2 separate regions of the Homo sapiens genome follow, and region 2 is linked to region 1. The links are chromatin contacts, found by Hi-C or POLR2A ChIA-PET in ENCODE. All regions are on one chromosome and are shown on one strand. Each heading gives the region's core, a stretch centred on a gene start or an enhancer-like site at or near the end of the contact. The rest is flanking DNA. Distances are from core to core; before and after follow the strand shown. Region 1 holds the start of CHPF (chondroitin polymerizing factor). Region 2 holds the start of PTPRN (protein tyrosine phosphatase receptor type N).

Region 1 (6,656 bases), core at 811-3,310:
GACAGCAGCACCCCAAAGCCTCCGTGGCAGTAGCGGCCGGGGGTGGGCTCTCCGCCGATGAAGTCCTGGGGCCGGCCCAGGTACAGGTGGGCGGCGGAGGCCAGGCTGAGGTGGCCAGTTAGGCGTGCCAGGCCGTGCGCCTCGGTGTAGGTGGTGTCAGGCACCAGGAAGAACCAGTCAAAGTCGTCGCCGTGCTGCTCCAGCAGGTGGCGCAGCGCCAGGTGCAGGTGTCCAATGGGTCGCTCCTCGCCTAGCGTCACCACTGCCATGCCAGGTGGGGCCCGGCGGCCCCGTGCGCCCGTCAGGAACACCACACGCTCCAGCCGGTGCCCCAGCGTGCGGTTCACGGCCACGCCCAGCGTGGGCAGCGTGGTCTGAGAGGTCAGCACCGCCACCAGCAGCCTCTGCCTGATGCCCAGCTCCGTGCTGATGTAGCGGGTCCTAGGGGAGGAGATGGCACAAGCTTATCAAAAGGACAACGGGGCGGGGGGTGGGGGGGAGGTGGTCAGCACAGACCCTGGCAGGTCACGTCTTCTCTGTATCTGTTCTCTCACCTATGAATAGGTTAAAAATAAACCCTCTCTCCCAGGGGTCATGAGGATTTAAACGAAATGGTCTTAAACAGGTAGTGCTTTGCATTTGGGAGATGGCAATACCCACCCAGATAGGAGAGAGATATTGTGGGTCTGACTCCGGGGTTCGCTACTTAGTAGTTATGTCCTTGAGCATGTTATTTAACCTGAGCCATCTGTAAAATGGGACTGATTATATCTGTTTAAAGCACCCAGCCAAACGCTGGACACACCATGTATCTACTCATTTCTATATAAATATGCCATTATGCCACAAATGCCTCACATAAATGACATAAAGGAACGTTTGGCATAGGGGTGTACTGAGTGTTTTTGCGGGGAGGGGCAAACTGCACTCAGGGGCTCTAGGAACTTACCTTTTGGTAAGGCAGAAGGTAAATTGCAGAACCAGCATTTGAACCCAATGTTACTTAGAAGTTATTTCAACTCATCAGCAGAGACATTAATGAGATAGGTACATTCCTCCCTCCCCCATCTCACCCTGAGGTGGCCCTTGTAACCCACTCAGGAACAAGAGATCCAGGTAAATCCTAGTTCTCTCCTTTCTCTTCCCCTGTCTCTATACACTCACCCTATATATAAGTCATTTCTCTAACACCAGCAGCCCAGCCAGGGAGCTAGTAGGATCTCTGGGGCGCCATCGGGTCGAGCCGGTTTAGGACACAGTCCAGTAAGTTCAGCCCAGGCCGGGATAGGGCCCAGAGAAAGTCTCGGACTGGCCCCACGGCTCTCGGGAAGGCAGGGCCATCGGAAGTTATCGGGGCCCAAAGACTTCCTGGCTCGCCAGCCCCTTCCTTCCGGAGCCTGACCCGGGCCCGGGCGACCTCCCCGCGCGCTTCCCGGCCGCTGCCCAGGGGGTAGAGCGGGCGCAGCCGATCACTACCTGACGGCCTTTTTGGCGGCCTGGCCGGGCTGTGCAGGGTGGTAGGGCAAGACGCGCGGCTCCCAATTCTCCCCGGCGCCTTCGCCGGCCCCGGGCTTCTCGCGCTCCGCTCCGGGCTGCACCGAGTTGGGCCGGCGCGCCGCGTTGGTGTTGCCGCGCGGCGGCAGCTCAGAGTCTCCAGGTTGGGGCGGGCCTGGGCCGCACGGCTCCTCCACCCAGGTGACGCTGAGCAGGCTCAGGGTGAAGCCCAGGGAGATGCCCACGGCCACGGGCCCTGCGGGCCGCAGCACCGACAGCAGCAGCGATGCCCGCATGGCGCCCGGACCGCGGGTCCCCGGCCCCGGCGAACCCCCAGAGCAGCCAGAGGAGTCTCCGAGGGGGCGGGACCGGGGAGGGGGCGGATCCGGAGGGCTCGGGCCCCGCGGGCGGGCCCGCTCCCTCCCCGCAGAGCAGAGCCAGCGGCCCGAGCCGAATCCCCGGAGCCGCGCCTCGATTCCCCTCCAGCAGCTGCTCTGGGCTGCGCAGGGTTCTTGCGCTCGGCACTGGAGCCTCAGCCGCGGCCGCAGCTGTCCGACGTGTCACTGCAAGGGCCCCGCCCCCGGGGTGGGGTCTCGGGCTCTCGCTACCGGAGAGGGAGGAGAAGGGGGAGGTTAAAGGGGAAGGACCCCCGGAAGTGCCCCCTCCTCAGTGCGGGAGAGGGAGACGCCGGGGGCGGAGTCCCCTGCCTCCCGCGGCGTGGTTGGTGCGTCCCATGTGACGTCAGAAGCAGCCCGCCCCTGCCTGGATGGTGCGCCCTGAGTGACGTCAGGAGCAGAGGCCGGAGCTGTCCATCAGCACCAAAGGCCGCGGGCGGGCTCAGGGCATGGGGCCGCGGTTCTGGGGCGGCCCGAGCCCCGGCTCCTGCGCCTTCCCCTTCCTCAGGCCCAGCCCGAGTTCCCGGACGCCGCGGGACTGGAGTGCCAGCCGGTGTTGGACGTGGAGCGGCGCCGCCACCGCGCCGACACCATTCTCTCCGGCCCAGCAGCCCCCTTCCTCGCACGACGGACTTTCCCTGGACCCCAGTCAGTTGGAGCCTCTGGCGCCCCGCAACCCCGGCCCCTCGGGCCTCTGCACAGCCTCTTTCACTCAGAAGCTCAGGTCGCCTCCAGCCCAGGTAAATCTTGGACAATCCCATATTGAGCCGCCCACAGATGAATCTCTTGGCTGCCTCCTTCTCACTGGCAGCACGCTCCCTTCATCCCCCCGACTCCCGTCCCTCTTTTAACTTCATCCCAGCCTCCACTAGCCAGGCACTTTTGTTTCCCTTTGTCTTTGCTCCCCACTCCAGAGATGCTTCCGGAGCTGCACAAATGTGGATACTATTCCTTTGTCCACTGTCCTTGCTGAGTTCTCCCAATCCCTCTCCCACCCCCATCCTGGTGGGGACCCAGGACTCCTCCGTGACCCCAACTTTCCCTCTGTCAGGTTAACTTGGGAGGGTGACTCCCTTCTATTCCCAGCACTATGCCGGGGACTGTGGCAACACTGCGGTTCCAGCTGCTGCCCCCTGAGCCAGATGATGCCTTCTGGGGTGCACCTTGTGAACAGCCCCTGGAGCGCAGGTACCAGGCACTGCCGGCCCTCGTCTGCATCATGTGCTGTTTGTTTGGAGTCGTCTACTGCTTCTTCGGTGAGATCCCCATCTCATCCCTCACCTGGGCTCCCCAGTGTTTCCCCGAGTTCTTTTTCTGGGCCCCCAAGTCTTCTCTGAATCCCTCTACCATCATGAATAATTCTTCCTTTTCTTTCATCCCACACATTTATAGATTGTCTAGACTCTAGATTATAGGAAAAACAGGTTTTTGGATTAGGCACACCTGAGTGTGAATTTACTTAGCTTTGCAGTTACTAATTGTGATGTCTTGGGCACATTAATCTGTCTGAGCCTCAGTTTTCTCATCTGAACAATGATCACAATATTTGTCTCATGTAGTGTTGTAAGAATTAGTAAGCATTCAATAAATTGTAGCTATTGTGAGGATGTGTTTGGCTAACTGTGCTAGGTAGCCACTGAAAACACTTAGCAGGGTTATTACACATGGTCCCTTACCACAGGGCATATTGTCTGACAGGGAGGAGACTCCCTGGAGCATTTACACCTGGGATACATATTAGAGTGGGCTGGATGGTGGTCACACACATCCATCCAGCCTACAAGGCAGGCTCCGGTAATCAGAGCTGCTGTGAATACTTGTACAGGACGGGTACTAAATAAGGGAGCTCAGCTGAGTGGGCAAGTGGGGGCTAAAGTCCAGCTCATGCTCTGACAAACTCTGGGCCTTGGCACAAAGCTGCTTTGCCTAGAGAAAGGCACACCTTTTTCTAATATGCATAAAGGTGCCAGATGGGCTAGTGGCCCAGTATAATGGGAGTAAGTGACCAGTGGCTTTGCAGCAAGAGTTACAGAACTTCAGAGAGGAGAGTGAGCTCTATGGGCTGGGGGCCCAAAGAAAGCCTCCAGGAGAATTGTAGGTGAGTGGGACCAGTGGGGGCAAATGAGTCTTGGGGGCTGGGGTTCCAGGTTGAGCAGAGGTAGTGCAAGACTTGTGTTCTGCAGCCTCCCCCTGCAATGGGTGGGTAGACAGGGTTGGGAGCCAGATGGTCCCTCCCATTCCTCCCCCAAACTCTGGGCTGAACAACTGAAGAGTAGGCAGGAGGAAGTGCCCCCCGCAAGGGTTCAGGACACGTTCTGGGCCTCCAAGGATTCTGTATCACCTCACCCCCTCCATATCTGTACCCACTCCCTCTGCATGTTGCTCAATGCAGCCTCATATTCCCTCTCCTGGGCTTCCTGACATCCTACCCCTCTTGGATGTCACTACGCCCAGGCTCATGGACTCTGAGCCCTTGTCCACGCCCTACTCCTCTCTCTGATCACGAGCCTCCTGGACTCTCATACTTCCCCCCACTCCTGGAAGTGACTCTCCTCTGTTATCTTTCTTTTTGGCTCTCTCTGACTCCTTGACCCCCATCTCTGATTTCCATCTTTCCAACTATTCAGAATCTCCACTTCCCTCACCCTTTCAAGTATCTCTAATGGGCCTAATGGCCCTATAACCTCCTTATTTCTGAAACTCCACAAACACTGTTTCCTTCTCTTTGATTCTGTGTGACCTCATGTAAGCCTTAGTGACCTCCACCTCCTCTCACCTCCAGTTATGTCATTACCTTCCATCCCTCTGACCCCCTCTATTACTCCTAGTCTTGATCCCTGGTTACTCCTCTCTAATTCCCATAACCTCATTATCTGATCACCCCTCCCCATACTGTGATCCCAGTAATTCCTTGTTTTGGTCTCAGTGTTCCTCTCTCTTGGAAATCGTTTTATACTCTCGATGATTCTATTTCTGTCAATCTCCCTAACCTACAAATACCTCATTTTCTGGGACAACTCCCCAGTAATGCTGCTACTCTGTCCTCTTTGTAACCTTTCAGTGGTGCCATTATCTCTGAAGCCCTGTGACCCCCAAAGACTCATCTTTCTGAACCTGTGTGACCCTCACCTCTCAAGTTTCTTTTTTTTTTTTTTTTTGAGACAAGAGTCTCGCTCTGTCACCCAGGCTGGAATGCAATGGTGCGATCTTGGTGCACTGCAACCTCTGCCTCCTGGGTTCAAGCGATTCTCCTGCCTCAGCCTCCTGAGTAGCTGGGATTACAGGTGCGTGCCACCATGCCCGGCTAATTTTTCGTATTTTTAGTAGAGACGGGGTTTCACCGCGTTGGTCAGGCTGGTCTCAAACTCCTGACCTCATGATTCACCCGCCTTGGCCTCCCATAGTGCTGCCACCACGCCCGGCCCTCGAGTTTATTATGATTTCCAAATACCTCATCTCTGTGAGCAATCCCTTCTCAAAGACCCCAATGACTCTTTTTCTGATCCCCTTGGGACCCCAGTGACTTCTCTCTCTGACTCCTATGATCCCAAAGACACCAATGCACGAATTCACTCTTGACTCAAAAGATTTATCCTAACTCCTGTGATCCTCAAATACATCAACCCTCATGATCTCAATGGTTATGTTTGCCTTCCCATTGACCACCAACAGCCATATCTCTCTAACCTCCCCTGACCTCAATGGCCCCATCACTGATGCCGTCATGACTCCAGTGACCCTCAATTCTCTGATCTTAGTGTCTTTGTCTCTGGTTCCCCTGGGATCCCATGTCCTTGACCCCTTGGACCTGCTCCCTCCAGCCTGGTGCCCTCATCTTGGCCCCTCACTAGCCCCTGTTCCCCTCCAGGTTACCGCTGCTTCAAGGCAGTGCTCTTTCTCACTGGGTTGCTGTTTGGCTCGGTGGTCATCTTCCTCCTCTGCTACCGAGAGCGGGTGCTAGAGACACAGCTGAGTGCTGGGGCGAGCGCGGGCATCGCTCTGGGCATCGGGCTGCTCTGCGGGCTGGTGGCCATGCTAGTGCGCAGCGTGGGCCTCTTCCTGGTGGGGCTGCTGCTCGGCCTGCTGCTCGCAGCTGCTGCCCTGCTGGGCTCCGCACCCTACTACCAGCCAGGCTCCGTGTGGGGTCCACTGGGGCTGTTGCTGGGGGGCGGCCTGCTCTGTGCCCTGCTCACTCTGCGCTGGCCCCGCCCACTCACCACCCTGGCCACCGCCGTGACTGGTGCTGCGCTGATCGCCACTGCCGCTGACTACTTCGCCGAGCTGCTACTGCTGGGGCGCTACGTGGTGGAGCGACTCCGGGCTGCTCCTGTGCCCCCACTCTGCTGGCGAAGCTGGGCCCTGCTGGCACTCTGGCCCCTGCTCAGCCTGATGGGCGTTCTGGTGCAGTGGAGGGTGACAGCTGAGGGGGACTCCCACACGGAAGGTAAGGGGGCACAGGCCAAGGTGGACATGAGAGGAGTGGGTGGCCAGGGATGGGTTGGGGGCCAAGTGACTGGGGAGTGGGGGACAGCAGCAGAAGGCCTCGATGGCGGTAGAGAGCTGACTTGCTCAGGGTCTGGGAGGATAGCACCCAGGTGCCATCATTCATTCCACAACAACATATGGAGTGCTGGCTCCGCACCAACCCCATTCCAGGCACCAGGGATACAGCAGAGATAACACAGACAAGGTTCCTGTCCTTATGGATTCAAGGCAGGCAGGAGACAGATAACAGAGATGCAAACAAACATGATTCCAGTTGTGTAG
Region 2 (6,046 bases), core at 26-2,525, 230 kb before region 1:
GAATTACTGCAGGAGAGGTTTTGGCCAAATTCTGAAAGAGGAATTTCCTTCCCAAATATGGAAAAGCATCCTATAATGGCCTGGAACTCAGAAGAGGTTCTAGCACACTTCCCCCGGTCGGGGGAAAGAGGGCATGGGTGGGGCTGGGGAGGGTGTCTCTTAGGCATCTCTCCTCGCGCTGTCCCGAGCCGCTGGCGCTGTCCGCGGTGCTGAAGCTCTGAGTCTGGCGCCGCCAAGGGCTGGCCTTGGAGGCGGTTACCAGAGAGGAAGGGGTCACAGAGCGAGGACTCTCCACTAGACCTGAGCCCTCTGTTGTATTCTGCCAACCCACAGCGTCACAGGAAGTACTCTGCCTCTCGGGCCTCCAAGCCCGGGTGGGGAAAGAGGGCGCCAGGCGGCGAGGCTGCGCCCCTTCCCCCACGCGCCACCCTCCCATCCCCCACCCCCTGTCCGTGAGTCAGCGCTGACTGTCTCTGTCCGCACAGATGTGAGTCAGCACCAGGCCTGGCTGTGGGGAGGGGGACAAGAGAGGACCCTCCCCTCTTCATCCTCTTCTGCCCCCTCCCCGTGCTGTCCCCCGTTACAGGAGATCAGATCGCTGCAATCAGCTTCTCTAGGCTTACGGAGAAACCCTGGCCTCTCTCTCTGCCCAGCTGGGACTCTATGTCTGCGGCCCAGGCTTCCACTGCCCAGAGATCACCGTTCCCTCATTCTCCCCGCCACCTCCCCTTCCCATTCCTCAGCGCCTGTCACCACCTCCCAGGCGCCTCGGAGCAAGTGGCTTCTCCTGTGGTCTCGCAGCCGGTCTCTAAGTCCCTCTGCCCACATGCACCCCGTGTCCTTCTCCCGAACCTGCAATTTTCCCCAGAGCCCAATTCTCTTAGGTCCCGCCCCCGTATTCCCAGCCCCACCTCCAGGCCTACGCCCCTTTCCTCCGAGACGCCCTCTCACCTTCCTCATCTCGCATGCCTCCCCCAACCCATATTCTCCCCGAGCTTCATGACATTTCACCCTCACCCCCACCGAGTTTCGCTCCAGGCCCCAAGCTGCTCCCCGCCCCCCACCACCCGCCAGCCCAAGTTTCCTCCTGACCGTGGGCACTAACGGCGCTGCAGCCCCCCGGGCGGCTGCTCAGCAGCAGGAGGCAGAGGAGCAGCCGGAGACCCCCGGATCCCCCGAGACCCCCAGGCCGCCGCGGGCGCCGCATCTTTCCGAGCTCCGGGCGCTCGCTCCCGGGCCGGAGCCGCAGCGACGCTGGCGGGAGCCTGCCAGAGGGGCTGAGGCGGGGCTTGCCGCTCCCCACCTCCCTACGAGGCGGGGTCTACATGCCCCTCTCGCTGCAACGCGGCCAACCGCAGGCGGGTGCTGACGACACCTCCACCCCCGGCTCGTAAGCTAATTTGCGTCACATATGGCGTAAGAGCCCTGTCGGAGCGGGGGACCTACCTAGCCCATCCCTCCTCCATCAAATAGTAGGCGCCTCGCTAGAATTCCCACTTGGCCCCATCCCTGTAGCCCTCTTCTAGGATCACCTCTGTCTCCCCGCCCCAGGGTGGGTGAAAAGGGTTAAGTTAAGTGGGGGGCCAGGAAAGATAGGTGGGTCCAGAACGATAAACCCGAAGACAAGAAGCAGAAAAGTGGGTAGAATAAGTACTCTTACTCATTGTCATTGAAGATACTGTTCTCTTCCTTAAGAAAAAATGGTTAGGCATGCCTAGATTCCAGTTCTAGCAGGGCATCTACTAAGGGTATGACCTTGGGCACCTTGTTTAACTTGTCTGCGTCCAAGTTTCCTGATCTGCAAAGTGGAGGTGTTAATAGTTACTACCCGCCTCACACAGTGATTGTGAAGATTTTGTTCGTTACACTAATATGGATCACTTAGAAGGATGACTGGACTGGTGCATACTACATGCTCCATACATATTAGCTGTCATCATTAGCTTTTATTTATTTTTTATTGAGATGGAGTCTTGCTCTGTTGGCCAGGCTGGATACTGGCGTGATCTTGGCTCACTGCAATGTCCACCTTCTGGGTTCAAGCCATTCTCCTGCCTCAGCCTCCCTAGTAGCTGGAATTACAGGCGCACAGCACCTTGCCCGGCTAATTTTTGCATTTTTATTGGAGATGGGATTTCACCTTGTTGGCCAGGATGGTCTTGAACTCTTGACCTCAGGTGATCCAACGGCCTTCGCCTCCCAAAATGCTGGGATTACAGGTGTGAGCTACCGGGCCTGGCCTCATCATTAGCTTTGACTCTCCTTTCTCTCCGTCTGTGCCACCTCGAGGCTATCAATCATTTTATGGTTTCTCCCTGCAAAATACATCTCCCATCAGTCCACTTCTGTCCATCCTCACTACCTGAACTGAAACACTGTGCTCTTTCACCACGACCACTGCAGCAATCAGCTAGTAACTGCTCTTTTGCTTCCACTCTAGTCATCCAATAAGTAGGGGAGTGAGCTTCTTAAGTTCAGATTTGATCTCCTTCCTCTCTTGCTTTCCAGTAAAATAAAATAAAATTTAAAAAGGACAGAAATGCATAATGAATACTTACATACTCATCATCCATACTTAATGGTTATTGATGTTTTACAATATTTGCTTCTTTTTAGTATTTAAACATGAATGATAGACATCATGACATTTCTCTTCTAAATATTTCATTATGCATCTCCAAGAAATAAGGACATTTTCCTGCATAACCTAAGTGCTGTTATGACACCTAAAAAAATTTACAATAATTCCTTAATATAATTTTTTAAATTTTTTTTTTTATTTTTTTGAGAAGGAGTCTTGCGCTCTTTTGCCCAGGCCAGACTGCAGTGGCACTATCTTGGCTCACTGCAAGCTCCCCCTCCCAGGTTCACGCCATTCTCCTGCCTCAGCCTCCTGAGTAGCTGGGATTACAGGTGCCTGCCACTGCACCCGGCTAATTTTTTGTATTTTTAGTAGAGACGGGGTTTCACCGTGTTAGCCAAGATGGTCTCGATCTCCTGACCTCGTGATGCACCCACCTCGGCCTCCCAAAGTGCTAGGATCACAGGCGTGAGCCACCGCGCCCGGGCATTCCTTAATATAATTTAATGCTCAGTTCATATTCAAATTTCTCAGATTGTTTCCCCAAAAATGCCTTTTCTTTTCAGGTGTTTTGTTCAAAATAACAGTCAATTAAGAACAACCACGGCCTTTGTTATGTTTCTTAATCTCTGTAAATTAGCATAGACACCATATCCTCTCTCCCCTCCCCCATTTTTGACATTGTCATGTTGATAGACCAGGTCAATTTTTCTTTAGAACTCTTCTTCTGGGTTTATCTGATTTTTTTCTTCATGTTGTATTTCCCTGTATTTCTCCAGTGTATAACCTGTATATCACCTGTATTTCCTGTAAACTAGAAGTTATATATGAAGTATTGACTGTATCAAATTAAAGAATTTTTAAAGCAAAATGCCTCTCATTGCATCATTTCAGGAAGTACATGATGTCTGACTGTTCTATTAGTGATGTTAAAATTGATCACTGGTTTAAGGTAGAGACAGCCAGATCTCTGTATGTAAAGCTGTGGTTTTCTAATGTGACCAGCATGTAATTCTTGGATGATACTTTGGCACTGTGAGACTATCTAGTTCCTCATCAACTTTTCACCTAATGGTTTCACTATTCACTGGTGATCCATCCTTGACTAAATGATTTCATTAGAGGTTGCAAAATGGTGATTTTTATAATCCTATCATTCAATTCACGTTTATCGCTTATTTTACTTTGTAAAGAAGGGCTTTCTCTCATCAACTGGGTTTAGTTTACACTAAAATGCAATTCCAACTGGAAAGGTAACATATATTCTCAGCTTTTTCTCTTTACCCTTCTGCAAAATAATGAGTCTGTGTAGTGTAGTGACCTCTAACAGTGACTAATACATTTTTAAACATTTATTTATTTATTTAGAGTCAGGGTCTCACTCTATCACCCAGTCTGGAGTGCAGTGACAAGATCATAGCTCACTGCAGCCTTCAACTCCTGGGCTCAAGCAATCCTTCTGCCCCAGCCTCCTGAGCAGCTACCATTGTGAGCAACCATGCCTGGCTAATTTTTTTTTTTTTTTTTGTAGAGGCCAAGCACAATGGCTCATGCCTGTGATCCCAGCACTTTGGAAGGCCGAGGCAGAAGGATCACGTGAGCCCAGGAGATTGAGACCAGCCCGGGCAACATGACGAATCCTTGTCTCTACAAAAAATACAAAAATTAGCTGGGCGTGGTAACACGTACCTGTAGTCCCAGCCAGGTGTGGTGGCTCATGCCTGTAATCCCAGCTACTCGGGAGGCTGAGGCAGCTGAATTGCTTGACCCTGAGAGGTGGGGGTTGCAGTGAGCCGAGATTGCGCTATTGCACTCCAGCCTGGGTAATAGAGAGAGACTCCGTATCAAAAAAAAAAATTTTTTTTAATCCATTTTTCTGCTGATGGACATTTGGGTTGTTTCAGGTTTGGTAGTATTATGCATAATGCTATTGAGAGGTGACAGCATGCTGGCAGCCCTCACAGCCCTCGCTCGCTCTCGGCGCCTCCTCGGCCTTGGCGCCCACTCTGGCCGAGCTTGAGGAGCCCTTCAGCCCGCCGCTGCACTGTGGCAGCCCCTTCCCCGGCTGGCCAAGGCCGGAGCCGGCTCCCTCAGATTGCGGGGAGGTGTGGAGGGAGAGGCGCGGGCGGGAACCGGGGCTGCGCGTGGCACTTGCGGGCTAGCGCGAGTTCCGGGTGGGCTTGGGCTCGGCGGGCCCCGCACTCGGAGCGGCCGGCCAGCCCCGCCGGCCCCGGGCAGTGAGGGGCTTAGCACCTGGGTCAGCAGCTGCTGTGCTCGACTTCTCGCCGGGCCTTAGCTGCCTCCCCGCGGGGCAGGGCTCGGGACCTGCAGCCCACCAGGCCTGAGTCTCCCCCTCCGCTGTAGGCTCCTGCACGGCCCTAGCCTCTCTGACGAGCGCCGCCCCCTTCTTCACGGCGCCCGGTCCCATCGACCACCCAAAGGCTGAGGAGTGCGGGCACATGGCTCGGGACTGGCAGGCAGCTCCACCTGCGGCCCCGGTGTGGGATCCACTGGGTGAAGCCAGCTGGCCTCCTGAGTCTGGTGGGGACTTGGAGAACTTTTATGTCTAGCTAATGGATTGTAAATACACCAATTGGCACTCTGTATCTAGCACAAGGTTTGTAAACACACCAATCAGCACCCTGTGTCTAGCTCAGGGTTTGTGAATGCACCAATCGACACTCTGTATCTAGCTAATCTGGTGGGGAGGTGGAGAACTTTCGTGTCTAGCTCAGGGATTGTAAATGCACCAATCAGCACCCTGTCAAAATGGACCAATCAGCTCTCTGTAAAACAGACCAATCAGCTCTCTCTAAAATGGACCAATCATCAGGATATGGGTGGGGCCAGATAAAGAATAAAAGCAGGCTGCCCCACCGGCAGTAGCGACTCACTCGGGTCCCCTTCCACGTGGGGGAGGATTTGTTTTTTTGCTCTTTGTATTAAGTTCCTGCTGTTCAGTTGTGGGGTCCACACTGCTTTCATGAGCTGTAACACTCACGATGATGGTCTGCAGCTTCGCTCCTGAAGCCAGCGAGACCACAAACCCACTGGGAGGAACGAGCAAGTCTAGACGCGCCACCTTAAGAGCTGTAACACTCACTGCGAAGGTCTGCAGTTTCACTCTTGAGCTAGCGAGACCAAGAACCCACCGGAAGGAAGAAACTCGGAACACATCTGAACATCAGAAGAAACAAACTCCAGACACGCTGCCTTTAACAACTGTAATACTCACTGCGAGGGTCCAGCACTTCATTCTTGAAGTCAGTGAGACCGAGAACCCACCAATTCTGGACACACTATTATGAATTTTTTTTTTTTTTTTGAGACGGAGTCTCACTGTCACCCAGGCTGGAGTGCAGTGGCACAATCTTGGCTCACTGCAACCTCTGCCTCGGGTTTAAGTGATTCTCCTGCATCAGCCTCCCCAGTAGCTGGGGTTACAGGTGTATGCCACCAGGCCTG

What was found. Hi-C counts contacts between places; a loop is a spot of excess contacts on that map. ChIA-PET counts read pairs that join two places held with the same protein, here RNA polymerase II (POLR2A). Pooled maps may share reads with other maps.
Region 2: a pooled map shows a loop between it and region 1 (3-fold over the local background). The contact joins the promoter of PTPRN here to the promoter of CHPF in region 1. A Hi-C loop is called at or near these places in 14 of 168 maps with a recorded cell type or tissue (CD4-positive, alpha-beta T cell, CD8-positive, alpha-beta T cell, HepG2 and 11 more), 2 of 37 single-sample maps with no recorded cell type and 24 of 50 pooled maps. POLR2A ChIA-PET finds 5 or more read pairs at or near these places in 1 of 52 experiments (PC-9).

Annotation. Positions count from the first base shown.
Region 1 is chr2:219,541,749-219,548,404 of GRCh38, forward strand. It overlaps CHPF (chondroitin polymerizing factor), which reads right to left and starts at 2,061. Exons shown (of 4, transcript NM_024536.6): 1 at 1,477-2,061; 2 at 1-441. The coding sequence starts at 1,790. TMEM198 (transmembrane protein 198) reads left to right here and starts at 2,280. Exons shown (of 5, transcript NM_001005209.3): 1 at 2,280-2,629; 2 at 2,941-3,145; 3 at 5,758-6,333. The coding sequence starts at 2,980. It also overlaps a transcript of OBSL1 not described here. RefSeq lists silencers at 1,493-1,582, 1,593-2,302, 2,343-2,482.
Region 2 is chr2:219,308,126-219,314,171 of GRCh38, forward strand. PTPRN (protein tyrosine phosphatase receptor type N) reads right to left here and starts at 1,276. Exons shown (of 23, transcript NM_002846.4): 1 at 1,093-1,276. The coding sequence starts at 1,207.